Linked DNA regions of Homo sapiens: region 2 is linked to region 1. Evidence: chromatin contacts called from ENCODE Hi-C or POLR2A ChIA-PET data. All regions are on one chromosome and are shown on one strand. Each heading gives the region's core, a stretch centred on a gene start or an enhancer-like site at or near the end of the contact. The rest is flanking DNA. Distances are from core to core; before and after follow the strand shown.

Region 1 (6,102 bases), core at 1-2,500:
AAGGAAAACCTAGAGCTAACAGGGTGGCCTATCAGGATGCGCCCAGTCACGCTTGTCAAGAGTTAAAGCAGCTGCCACCTAACCCCATGACGAGGACGGGGCTATCCGCTAGGACCTGCCGCCCCGCGCTCGCCCGCTGAGTCGATGGACCAGCGGACCGAGTCCGGGTCCCCATGCCATTCGGGCACCCTCTGGGCGGGCCCTACCGGTCCGCGACGCCGCGCCCCTGGTGAAGGGGCCGCTGCCCCACGCCGTCAAGGGCAGGGTGCTGGGGCGACGGCAGCGGGTATGGGGTCAGCGCGCCATCCCCGCGCACGGACCTGCCGCTCCTCGGCCTGTATCCCGTACTCCTCGCGCATCCGCAGCAGCGCGTCCTCCAGCCGCGCGCGCAGCTGCTCCAACCCGAGCGCCTCGCGCCGCAGCGCCTCTGCCTCCTGCGCGCACAGCCGCGTCTCTTCCTCCGCCTGGAGTCTGCTCTCCTGGCCGCGCCGCAGCGCCTCCTCCAGCTCGCGCACCTCGTCCTCGTACAGCTGCACCGTCTCCCGCCACGACTCGGCCACCAGCAGTGCGTAGCTGTCGTGCACCTCCCGCAGGCGTGGCGGCGGCGCGGCGGGGCCGGTGGCGCGGGCGCGGAAATGCATGGTAAGGCTGGCGGCGCGCGCGCGCAGCTCCCTCACGTCGCGTTCGTGGGCCGCGTCGAGGCCTCGGCGCTCGGCCTGCAGCCGGCCCAGCAGCGCCTCGAGGGCGGCGCGCGCGCCCAGCGCCTCCTGCAGCTCGCGCTGCTGCGCACCCAGCTCGGCGTCCAGGCGGCCGCGGGCGGCGCGCTCCTCCGCATCCAGGCGCTGCAGCTCCCGCAGCTCGCGCCGCAGAGCGTCCCGCTCGCCCTCCGCCAGCGCAGTGGCCCAGCTCAGCTCGTCCAGCTGCTGCCGCAAGCTGCGCGCCTCCTCGGCGCAGCGGGCCTGCCCCTCGGCCCACAGGCCCTCTCGCCCGCGCCGGCCGCGCAGCTCCTCCTCCAGGAGTAGGTTTTCGCGCTCCAGCTCCCGCACCCGACACACGTAGTCATAGAGCCGGGCGTTGAGCTCCTGGAGCTCGGCCTTCTCGGGGCCCGTCTGCAGCCGCCAGGACAGCATCTTGCCGGGCGTGCGGGGTTCTCGCGGCTGGCCGGCTCCCTCCTGCCCTGGTCTTGTCCCGGTCTCGTCCTCTCCGCCGCGACGCTCCGGCCTCGCCGCTGCCCCGGAGGCCCGCAGACTGGGACGCGAGCGGGAGAGCCCAGGCACTTAGCGGACGGGGCGGGCAGACTGGGCGGGCGGCCTGGGCGAGGGCCGCGGCCTCCAGCCAATCAGAGCGCGGCCCGGCGCGGCCTCTGCGGCCGCACAGCGCCCCCTGCCGCACCTTGGCGGCCGCAGGTGGTCGGTGCGGGCAGTCGGGTAACAGCGGGCGGGGTGGCGGGCTAGCCAGGCCGGGCTCAGCGAAGGGACGCCGGAGAGGGCGTCCGGGAGCATACGAGTGTCCTGGCCTTGGTGGATGGAAATAGAAGCCTATTGAGTTGCTGTGGTGCTGGCGATTTTGGAGCGACTTCTTACCCGAGGCCCTGGAGATTGGTGGCTTTTCTATTTTTAAAAAAACGATATGGGCCGGGCGCGGTGGCTCAGGCCTATAATCCCAGCATTTTGGGAAGCCGAGGTGGGAGGCTCGCTTGAGCCCAGGAGTTCGAGACCAGCCTGAGCAACATAGAGAGACCCTGTCTCTACCAAAAAAAAAAAAAAAAAAAAAATATATATATATATATATATATATGGAGCCTGGCGTGGTGGTGTCACACGCGCTGCTTGGGAGGCTGAGGCGGGAGGATTACTCGAACCCAGGAGTTCAGGGCTGCAGTGAACCTGATTGTGGCACTGCGCTCCAGCCTGGGCAACAGAGAGAGGCCTCATCTCATATATATACATTACACATACATGTGCATTAATTTTTTTTTTTTTTTTTTTGAGACAGAGTGTCGCTCTTGTTGCCCAGGCTGGAGTGCAATGGCACGATCTCGGCTCACCACAGCCTCCGCCTCCCGGGTTCAAGCGATTCTCCTGCCTCAGCCTCCCGAGTAACCGGGATTACAGGCCAGCGCCACCACGCCTGGCTAATTTTTTTTTTTTTTTTTTTTTTTTTTTTTTGTATTTTTGGTAGAGACGGGGTTTCTCCATGTTGGTCAGGCTGGTCTCGAACTCACGACCTCAGGTGATCCGCCCACCTCGGCCTCCCAAAGTCCTGGGATTACTGGCGTGAGCTACCGTGCCCAGCCTAAATAATCTTTTTAACTTAAAACATAAATATATATCCATTTACCAGTATTTTAATGTGCAAAATACTTCTCTTGATGTCAGTTGACAGGAGTCCCAGTTGCCCTTCTTATACAAGCTACCCTCATAGTACATTACATTTTCCAAAACGAATTTCTTTCATTTGGAGTGAAAACTTAGAGACCATAAAGTGCTCCAAGTACAGAACTTTCTAGACATCTAACATCTCCCCGAACTTTTACAAATCTCACACACACACCCCTAATGTGACAGCTGTTTCTTTCCAGCATTTCCCTAAGAAAGTATTCAGTTTAATTGCCATGGAAACCACAGCTCTTTTTTGTACACTTGCATTTCATTAGTTTTCATGGCAGTTATTTATGAATGACAGTTCTCAGTATAAGTGTCATTAAGGCTCACAGGGACAAACCAGCTGACCCTTGGTTGGGGTGCCCTTGAACTTGTGGCAACACAAGTGCCCAGGGCGAGACCTGGACGGTCATCCACTGGCCAGAGGGCTCCTCATGGCAGGGCCAGCAGTTAGTGTATTTTACAGATGGCATGGAAAGGTGGACTACTCAGCAAGCTGGTCCAGGGCCTCTGACAAAGCTTCTAGTGCTCTCCTTGTCACAGCCATGAGCCTCCAATCACAAGCAAGGCAGAAAGTGGCCCTTCCTTTTTCTAGAGACCCTATGTTGGAGATCCCATTCTGTAGGTGGTAGAAATTAATATCTTTCAATGAATAATTCCCTGTCCTTTTCTGCTAAAACTAAGTGGGGGTGGAAAGTGGGTTTATTCAGTGCTTGGGTTCATTCACCTTGGTGTGGGACAGGGGGATTTGGACCCCCATCACCCCATCATTGTCCATCCTCCCATTCCCCCAGGTGCACACTGACACCTGGCCTTTGCTTGTCAAACACCAGAGCTGCTGTGGTGTCATCGCCCAAACCTATGTGGAGACCCTGCCGGTCCTGGGCCCCTCTGGGACATTGGGGTGCGGGGGGGCGGCTCTCACAGTTGCCTGGACTCCGCTGCAGCTGTTTGTTCTCAGCTCTTTGACTCCCCACGCTAACGGGTTCTGCTGTCCCACATCCCCTGGCTGGGCAGGGGGCAGCCCTGCAGGGTGGGAGAGCCTTCTCAGGGACCAGTGAGTCCCAGCAGGACACTTTGCAGTGACTCATTAGTCTTTCTTTGCCCAGTGCCCTTCAGGGTCTTGGACTTTGAAACTCAAAACCCTTTCCCCCATTTCTGCTGTAAATCCTGTCCCTGAGGAATTGACTGCTCCAGCATGCAGCTGCCCCGGTAGGGAAAGAGTTATAGGGGATCAGGAACTAGCAGGGCCGGGAGGTGGGAGGGGGGAAGTACCCCCAGCTACTCTTTCAGGATAATATCCTGCTGCTTCATACTGAATCCTCACAACACTGAAGCTCGGAGGGGTGAAGTGACTAGAAGTATTAGAGTTGTGACCACAAGAGCAGACTTGAGCAGGCAGGGTCTGGCCAGGAAGCAGAGGCAAACTCAGAGGGAAGGGAATGATTGATGGGATGGGGATGGATGGGATGAGGAAGCACCAGGGACCAGCAAGAGCAAGAAGCTAAGAAGCCGTTAGCGCCTTAGGGTGTTGGCTGAGCCTGGAGAAGCCCAGAGCGCTGGAAAAGAGGAGCAGAATGGATCCCAGGAGGGAGCAAGAGGAGGAAAACCCAGTTCTTCCTTCATCCAAGCCTCCCTTCTCTTGCCAATACTTCCCGCTGTGGAAGCCAGAAGTCACAGGAGCCTGGCAGTGGTGCACTGCGGTTGGCTCCCACAGGTTTGTGAGTGCCAACTGTTAAATTTTTAGAATTTTATGAACCACTTGTTAAACACAGCCATTATTAAAAATTAATTATAGAAGCTTACAACTAATTATACAAAAAGAGCAAACACATATTCAAAACGTATCACTTCCTCAGTATTTCACTGCATTTTCCTATGATCTGCTCTTGAAGTTATGAATGAGCAGTGTGCCTGCACCATAGAAATGCCATTTAATGTGTACTACCCTACTCCATATTCACTGACATCATGTTGGTAGCTTGAGTATTTACAACACAGAAATCAGCCAATGACTTGTTTTTGTGGATTTGATGTTTTGTTGATTGTCTAGCCTTTAAAAGCAGTGGAGAGTATGTTAATAGTGCAGATTAAATTTAGTGGTATGTTGTGTGTCTAGCTATTGAATTGTGAACAGCACAAAAACGTGAGGAAATGTTTGTCCGGTGTCTCGAAACTTGTATCCAGATCAGGAAAGAAGTTGCTTCATAGCTGGGCGTGGTGGCTTACACTCGTAATACCAAGACTTTGGGAGGCCAAGGCATGCAGAGCACTTGAGCTCAGGAGTTCGAGACCAGCCTGGACATGGCAAAACCCCCTCTCTACAAAAAATACAAAAATTAACTGGGCATGGTGGCATGCACCTGTAATCCCAGCTACTTGGGAGGCTGAAGTGAGAGGATTCCTTGAGCCCAGGAGATCGAGGTTTTGGTGAGCCATGATTGAGCCGTTGCACTCCAGCCTGGGTAGCAGAGTGAGATCCTGTCTTAACAAAATTTAAAAATACAAAAAAAATTTAAAAAGAAGTTACATCATGATGAAGAATAAATGAAATTTCTCAGTTATTTCACCTTTGTCTTTCTTGCTAAGGTAAACAAAAATATCAATCAATATTCATGGTGCTGCATTCATTTGTCAACTGTAATCATAAATGCACTAGGAACACCAGAGTTCTGCAAAAATCGATAAAACCATTCTGCCAGAATCAATTTGCTATTTGGAATTTATGATAAGGAGCAGTGTATACTTTATTATTTTTTGCAATAAAAATTTGAAAGCCACATTGCTAACATATTAACAACTATGCATTTCTATTAATAGCTTAATGGCAAAAATAAAAGTCCTGCAATCTTCACTTCTTATTGACATTTTTCTATTCAATAGAATATATATATATAGTCTTCCAGCTTAGATTACACAGGTGATATCTGGATAGATAGATCATGGGATTCAGTAAAACAGTTTTTACTTTGAATGAAAAAAAATGACCTGTAAATTTTTTTTTCTAGAATTGACCTAATACAAAACAAATTGCTCAGGACCCGGTAAGGCACTAGTGTATTTTTATCTTTTTAACCACAGCCCTCTTTCGCAGGCTGAACACCTTAGGGACCATCAACCCCCGGTGGTGTCGTTTCCAGTGAAAACCGAACTCCGGGATGTAGCCGGATTGGAGAGAAGCGAGTGACGCGTGCGCCCCCTTCCTGCGGCGGATGGATGAACGGTAGGAAGCTCGCGGTCGGCGGTGAAAACACCCGGCCGCTGGGGCAGCGCCGCCCAAGGAGGGTGGAAGGGCGCTGCTCCGGGATGGAGACCAGAGGGGCGGCTCTGGGGCCGCCTCGGGCGGGGGACCCCCTGAGCCTTCGCTTGAGCGGCGCCGTGGATCGGAAGCAGCGCGGGCCCGCAGCCACAATTTCACCAAAGTCCAAGAAGCAGGAGGCTGCGCGCGCCGGGGGCTGCAGCCTTTTCCATTAGCCCCTGCTCCGGGCTGGGGAAGCGGGAATAGCGAGTCTTTCCCGACTCGGAGGACCTGGCACGGTGTGGCCTGCGCTCCACGGGGCTCCCAGGCATGTGCAGTTATTGTGGGGTGGGGCGATTAATAGATCTGCTCTTCCCTCTCCCCCTACCCCAGCTCATTCCTTCTGCTCACTGCCTGAAGGGAAGCCTATGCCCTAGACGAAAAGAAAAGGCCTGACTGGTCTCCAAAATCCAAGATTTT
Region 2 (6,102 bases), core at 1,584-4,083, 240 kb before region 1:
TGTACCCCGCATACAGGTTTTTATTTATTTTTTTAATAGGTAATGGTTGTAATGAAAATATTTTTGATGAGTGTGCTTCCATTAAAGCTAGAGAAGTAAATTTACAATGAATTCTGGCTTTAGTATAAACAAAATATTTAAACTTAGAATAATGTCAAGTTTTAATACATCTACTTTCAGTTTTTGATATTTTTTCAAGTACTTTAATGCCCTAAAAAAATTAATGTTCTAGAAAAAAATCACAGGAGTGCACATTTTTCCTTTTGCCTTAGGCTTCAAATGTCTCAACACGGCATTGCCAGATCCTGTCTTGATTCAAATTTTTGCTATTTTGTTTACCACGGATTACTCTGCATTAATTTTATTTCTTATTGTATTAAAATGTAATTTATCATAAAACAAAAGTAAACAAGAGTCACTTAAGGCCAGAAGTTTAAGATCAGCTTGGGAAACAGCAAGATACTGTCTCTACAAAACAATTAGCTGGGAGTGGTGGCACATGCCTATAGTTCCAGCTGCTCAGGAGGCTGAGGCAGAAAGATCACTTGAGCCCAGGAGTTCCAGGCTGTACTGAGCCACAACTGCACCACTGCACGCTAGCCTGGGTGACAGAGCAAGACCCTGTCTCAAAACAAATGAATGAATGAATGAATGAATGAATGAACAAATGACTATTAGCTGGGCATTGTGGCCCATGTCTAGAGTCCCACCTACTCAGGAAGCTGAGGCAGGAGGATCACTTGAGCCCAGTACTTCAAGGCTGCAGTGAGCCATGACTACACCACTGCACTCCAGCCTGGGCAACAGAGCGAGACCCTGCTAAAAAAAAAATAAAAAGAGAGGCGTTAACCTAGAAGTAAGTCACTGAAGAGAATAATTTGCACACTGTGGGGATAAGAGGACTCATGTGTCTGACTATTCACTTACAAGGCATGTGAGCAGAGCTTCTGTTTGCTCATATGTTAAATGGTGTAACAGTACCTGGTCCCTCAATCTTATCGGTTGCAAGGTCACTGAATGTTTAAAAAAATTGTGATATTTAAATCACCATACAATATGTTTTTTAAGCATCAGCCTAGAGAATTACCAAAATATTGCATACTGTTAACTTAAGTAAACATGCATGGACATATCTATTGGTATAAAAGGCAATACATTTATAAAATATAGATGGGAAAACTATAAATACCAGAATCCACTTGCATAAAAAAGGCCTCAACAAGGCACTAAGATTTCCTATTTTAAATTTCTTCACTACTTCTCTGGTATACATAAAGAACTCTTACAACTCAATAGAAGAAAAACAATCGATTGAAATATGGGCAAAGCATCTAAACAGACATTTTTCCAAAGAACATATATGAAAGGCCAACAGGTAGATGAAAAGGTGCTCAACAAGTCCTATAGCCACAAATAGAAGACTTCAAAGGTACATAGAACACTTTGGAATATTTTTTCAAAATAAAACTGCGTTGATAAAATGCAAATGATCTCTGGTCTCAGATTTGTCTTTCAGAGCCCCTAGGGGGCTCACAGAAAGCAGAAAATACTCTTTACCTGGGTATATGCAATGGTAAGGGGTGTGGCATACTAGTTAAGAGAGCAGGAGCACAGTCTTGGAGTCCGACAACTGGGGTTTGAATCCTTGTTCTATTTACTAAATGTGCGGCTTAGTTTCCTCATCTGTATAATGGGGAAAATAAAGCTGTCCTCAGGTTTAGTGAGAATTGCTAACAAGGTTTACAAATTATCAAATAGCATTCTTGGCACATAACCTTCTCCAATATATGGCAGTTACTGTTCTCATTATTAGTAAGTGACATATTTGGAAGTACGGCCTACAGTAGAAGAAGGCCAGTTAAGAGAGAATTCTCTTTGGCATGCAGCAAATGGTAGTAACACTTTTCTATACTTTAATTGCACAGAGAAGAGTTGGAGGCAGCGGCCTCTAGAGACAATGATTCATCCCCTCAAACCAAGGGCACAAAATGGGACATGACAGAGGAAGCACCTCTTTTCTCTATACTGCAAAAAGAGCTTATGCAAATTAAATGAGGTGACATGCAAAGATCATACAATACAGTTAAATAAGAGCTGACACTTGCTACTTCTTACATAGTTTAGTCTTCTTTCCCTATGTTAATTTTATAGGAAAAAATGAGTTGATAATTTAAAAATGCTATTAGGTTCAGATCTTGTCTTAGCTTTTCAATATTCCACATAATTCAGTTTGCACCTCCTGGCTATTCTGAGGAAGGTAGTTTTTTATATATGCCCACCATGAAATAGACTATTTTATGTTAAAGCTGAAAGAAAATCAGTATCTGCTCTGTTCAGATGTATTATACATTAGCCAGCATAATGCCTCATGGACATGAGTATGTAATACAGACACTTAAACTTTCCAAATACACAATCTGATATAGAGTGGGGAGTGGCAGTACTGAAATTAGACAATGCAGTGGGTGATGGAGTCAGAACTGAGTCTGAATCCTGCTTCCTCACTTACTAACTGCTTCCTGACATGAAGGGAAATGAAATGTTCTGAGCCTGCTTCCTCCAGTGCAACAAGGGGATAAGAGTACCTTTCTCACAGACCTGTTATGAAGATTAAACAACGTATATAGTGCCCAGCTTTATTCCTGGCAAAATAATTGGTACTCGATACATCTTAGTCTTTTACCTCTTGCTTCTGAATACAAAGAGGAGATCACAAAACAGTGTGGGATGATGAAGAGAACCAGCAGGATGATGAAGAGAACCAGGCAGCTCTGCTGTTTTAGTTGGCACAGCACAGCCTGGTGGGGAGGCCAGGACACCGCAGCGCCGGGCAAGGTCACAGGCTGTAAAGGCGATGCTGTGATGGCCTCTTGAGAGCGTGAACCTGGCCAGAAGGCAGTCGGCTGGCAAAAACCCCCAAGCACAATGGAATGGCATTCGTAATCATTATGAGGCTGAAATACGAACGTGTACTTCATGAAAAGGCTTTGAGATGTTTCTTATATTCTTAAGATAAAAAACCCTTCACTCAATAATTAACTTTGGAAGAGATCACTCGTGTACTAACCACTGGGGCGGTTTGTTTTCTTCCTTTAATTACTATTAATGCACCGATACCTTACAATAGATACATCACGCAATAATATTTTTAAAGTTCCTGTGCAAAATTGCTCAGTATGTAAAATCTATAACGCAAGGAAGCTGTCCGTCGTACAGATGCTACAGCCACAAAGAACTTTTTCATGTGGCTTTTTAAAGTACTGTATTGTGTCCAAAATATTTCCTTTTTTTCTTCCAAACTCACAGATCAAAGTTTCTGACTTAGAAATTAGCAAAATCTAGGAGTCCTGCACAAGCTCCAATTCTGTTTGTTTGTTTGCTTATAACCTCAAGGCTCTGGCATACACAGTCCACATGGCTGAAAATGGAACAAAAAGCTCCTGTGTATTCAGGCTACTGCCCTTTTAACCATACTGTAAAAGCAAGCATGGAATGACAGCACAGGAGAGGACAGAACAGGATCTGTGTTTACTTCATGCTGACCAGTATGAAATTCATTTATTTTATCAAAAGGTGAATGGTATATTCTCATCAACAAAATGATGGGGCAAAAGAAACAACAACATCAAAGCAATCAATCAAAATAAATTATTTGGAATGCTCTATCAATGTTAAACCAATTATCATAGTTCAATAAATCAGAGATATTATTAGTCATAATTACAATGCTTTAAATACTATAAAATGTGGGCTTCTTAGTAATAAATTCAGAATAATTTACAGTGTATTCCAAAATAATTCTTAAAATGAATTTAAATTACCTACATGATGCTTTTTACAAAGAGAACCCTTCAACCACTTTCTCAGAGTAATAAATTTTTAAGTGCTAGCTTCTTTAAATACACACAAACACACAGACTCCATTAACTCTCTTACAAAGTCACTGTCTTTCTATTCACCTTTTACAAAATAAGACTTCACAGTGAATTATAATTTAATAAGATAACTTTACACATGGTAGATCATCAACTGTTAAATTAAAATAAATAGATTTTAATGAATTTGAATGACTGCAGGCTTCCTTTGCTGTGGGTTTAAATATTCATGCTGCAGAATCTCTATTTCTCTTGCACAGTTCAGGTAACAAAAAGATCACAAGGAATGGGCTGGGCACTGTGCTCAATGCTTGGGGTCCAAACATGAAGACACACAGTTCCTACACTTCCTTACAGTCTAGTTACAGAGTAAAACAGTTCATATTGACTGTATACTTATGTGGTATTTGTAAGTGATATGTGTTTTATGGATCTTATTCTCACAATCGTGCTATGAAGTAGGTGCTAATATTACCCTTTTACTGAGACTTCAATAACCTTCCGAAGTCCAAGATTCCACAGCTATCAAGTGGTAGAGCTGGGATTGAAAGGCGCATCTGCCTGTTTCACCATGACGGAAGTTAGACAGCCTCCCCCAACACATCATTCTGATACAAGCAGGGCACTCCCATGCAGGCCAGGGAGTGGTACTACCTAGCAGGATTCCCCGGGGGCTAAGGGTGAGAGAGCTGGTTCTTGCCCAAGGCATCCAGGTGTAGTATCAGAGTGGGGTCTTGAAGCAGACATTGCCAAAGAGATAAGTGAGGAAAAAAGTTTCTCTTTGCTTGCTTTAAAGGTCTAGAAAACTGGTAGGCTAGTTCTAATTTACAGATTTATGGCAGAAATACCAAGAATTCCTTCAGAGAAGATCCTAGAGAAGGAAACAGGCTGACTGTCCAGTATGGACTTGGAAAATACAACACTGCCATGGCTGCTTGTATGAAGAGCAAAATGTCTTCACTGCATTGTGCCTTGAACTGCTTGCTCAGCTGCACTATGTTCCTGTTTTTCTGGTTTGTTTGGAACTTAAGAACTTTACTGAAAGCTATGACTGATGGAGACTCCAGATTCTTGCTTTTAAGTCAATTCATAACATCTTCCAGACTTCACTAGTACTGCACATTTTTGTCACTATTTAAAAAGCTGTGAGTTCTAGAACGAGAACAACAAAAAACTCTCCTGGTAAACATTCTGCTCATGGTGCTAGCCCTCATACTGCTATTTTTCTAAACTTCACATTGTGCCCTAAGAATGAACATTTCTTTTTCTCTTAATTGATATTTGGGAGAACAGGGCTCACTTTCTTCACATTAATCATGTCCCACCCCCTAAATCCTACTCCAAAACTTAGAGAAAAATACAAATTTGTTCATTTAAAGCTCACCTAATCTAGGTGCACTTTTCTCTTCATACATTAGCATAGTAAGTCAACATCTGGCAGGTGCTGCAGAAGCCACATGAAATAATCCTGTTAGCTTCCTAGGAAAACCTAACACAAGAGCAAAACCCTTATGCAATGAAAGAAAAACAAAGCACTGTCAGAAGACAGCAGAACAGGCCGGGCGCGGTGGCTCACGCCTGTAATCCCAGCACTTTGGGAGGCTGAGCCAGGTGGATCAGCTGAGGTCAGGAGTTCGAGACCAGCCTGGCCAACACGGTGAAATCCCCATCTCTATTAAAAATACAAAAATTAGCCATCCATGGCAGTGTGCGCCTATAATCCCAGCTACTCGGGAGGCTGAGGCAGGAGAATCACTTGAACCCGGGAGGTGGAGGTTGTAGTGAGCCCAGATCACGCCACTGCACTCCAGCCTGGGTGACAGAGCGAGACTCCATCTCAAAAAAAAAAAAAAAAAAAAAAAAAGACAGTAGAATAGGATCAGATGAGTAAGCAGAACAAGGATAAAGAAGAGTTTTTGTTACAAATACTTAGAAAAAGACAGAGCTCAAAAAGAAGCATTGCACATCCATTTCCTTGACAAAATTTGCATTCCAGAGCTCTAACTTTTCTTGTGAAACAAGATCTGTATGGATTTTTGTTAACTGACTAATTCTCTCATTTCTTCCCACTACTAGATTTTGAACCTTGTTTTCAAGACTTTCTCTTCTCTGTTTTCATTAGATAGAGACCTGCCCAGCAATTACTATAGAACATCATTTTGTCACATGTTTGGGCCCCCTTTTTGAAAGCAGCTATCACACCTTTCATACCTTCTACTCAAACACA

Evidence for each region. A loop is a pair of places that touch in the nucleus more often than their neighbours do. ChIA-PET counts read pairs that join two places held with the same protein, here RNA polymerase II (POLR2A). Pooled maps may share reads with other maps.
Region 2: a map of endothelial cell of umbilical vein shows a loop between it and region 1 (4-fold over the local background). The contact joins the enhancer-like site here to the promoter of SYNM in region 1. A Hi-C loop is called at or near these places in 2 of 168 maps with a recorded cell type or tissue (endothelial cell of umbilical vein and heart left ventricle), 1 of 37 single-sample maps with no recorded cell type and 4 of 50 pooled maps. POLR2A ChIA-PET finds 5 or more read pairs at or near these places in 1 of 52 experiments (H1).

What each region holds. Positions count from the first base shown.
Region 1 is chr15:99,100,228-99,106,329 of GRCh38, reverse strand. SYNM (synemin) reads right to left here and starts at 1,250. Exons shown (of 4, transcript NM_145728.3): 1 at 321-1,250. The coding sequence starts at 1,130. SYNM-AS1 (SYNM antisense RNA 1) reads left to right here and starts at 453. Exons shown (of 3, transcript NR_187219.1): 1 at 453-642; 2 at 5,479-5,607. RefSeq lists silencers at 141-310, 591-1,500 and an enhancer at 5,344-6,102.
Region 2 is chr15:99,340,721-99,346,822 of GRCh38, reverse strand. All of the region lies in intron 6 of LRRC28 (leucine rich repeat containing 28), which reads right to left. Among named protein-coding and RNA genes, the nearest start is that of LINC02244, 59 kb to the left of the region's middle. Within about 2 kb of position 2,833, at least 4 of the 41 ENCODE cell types and tissues checked have a DNase peak (open chromatin) inside an H3K27ac peak, as active enhancers do; they include endothelial cell of umbilical vein and heart left ventricle, where a contact is called at or near this core.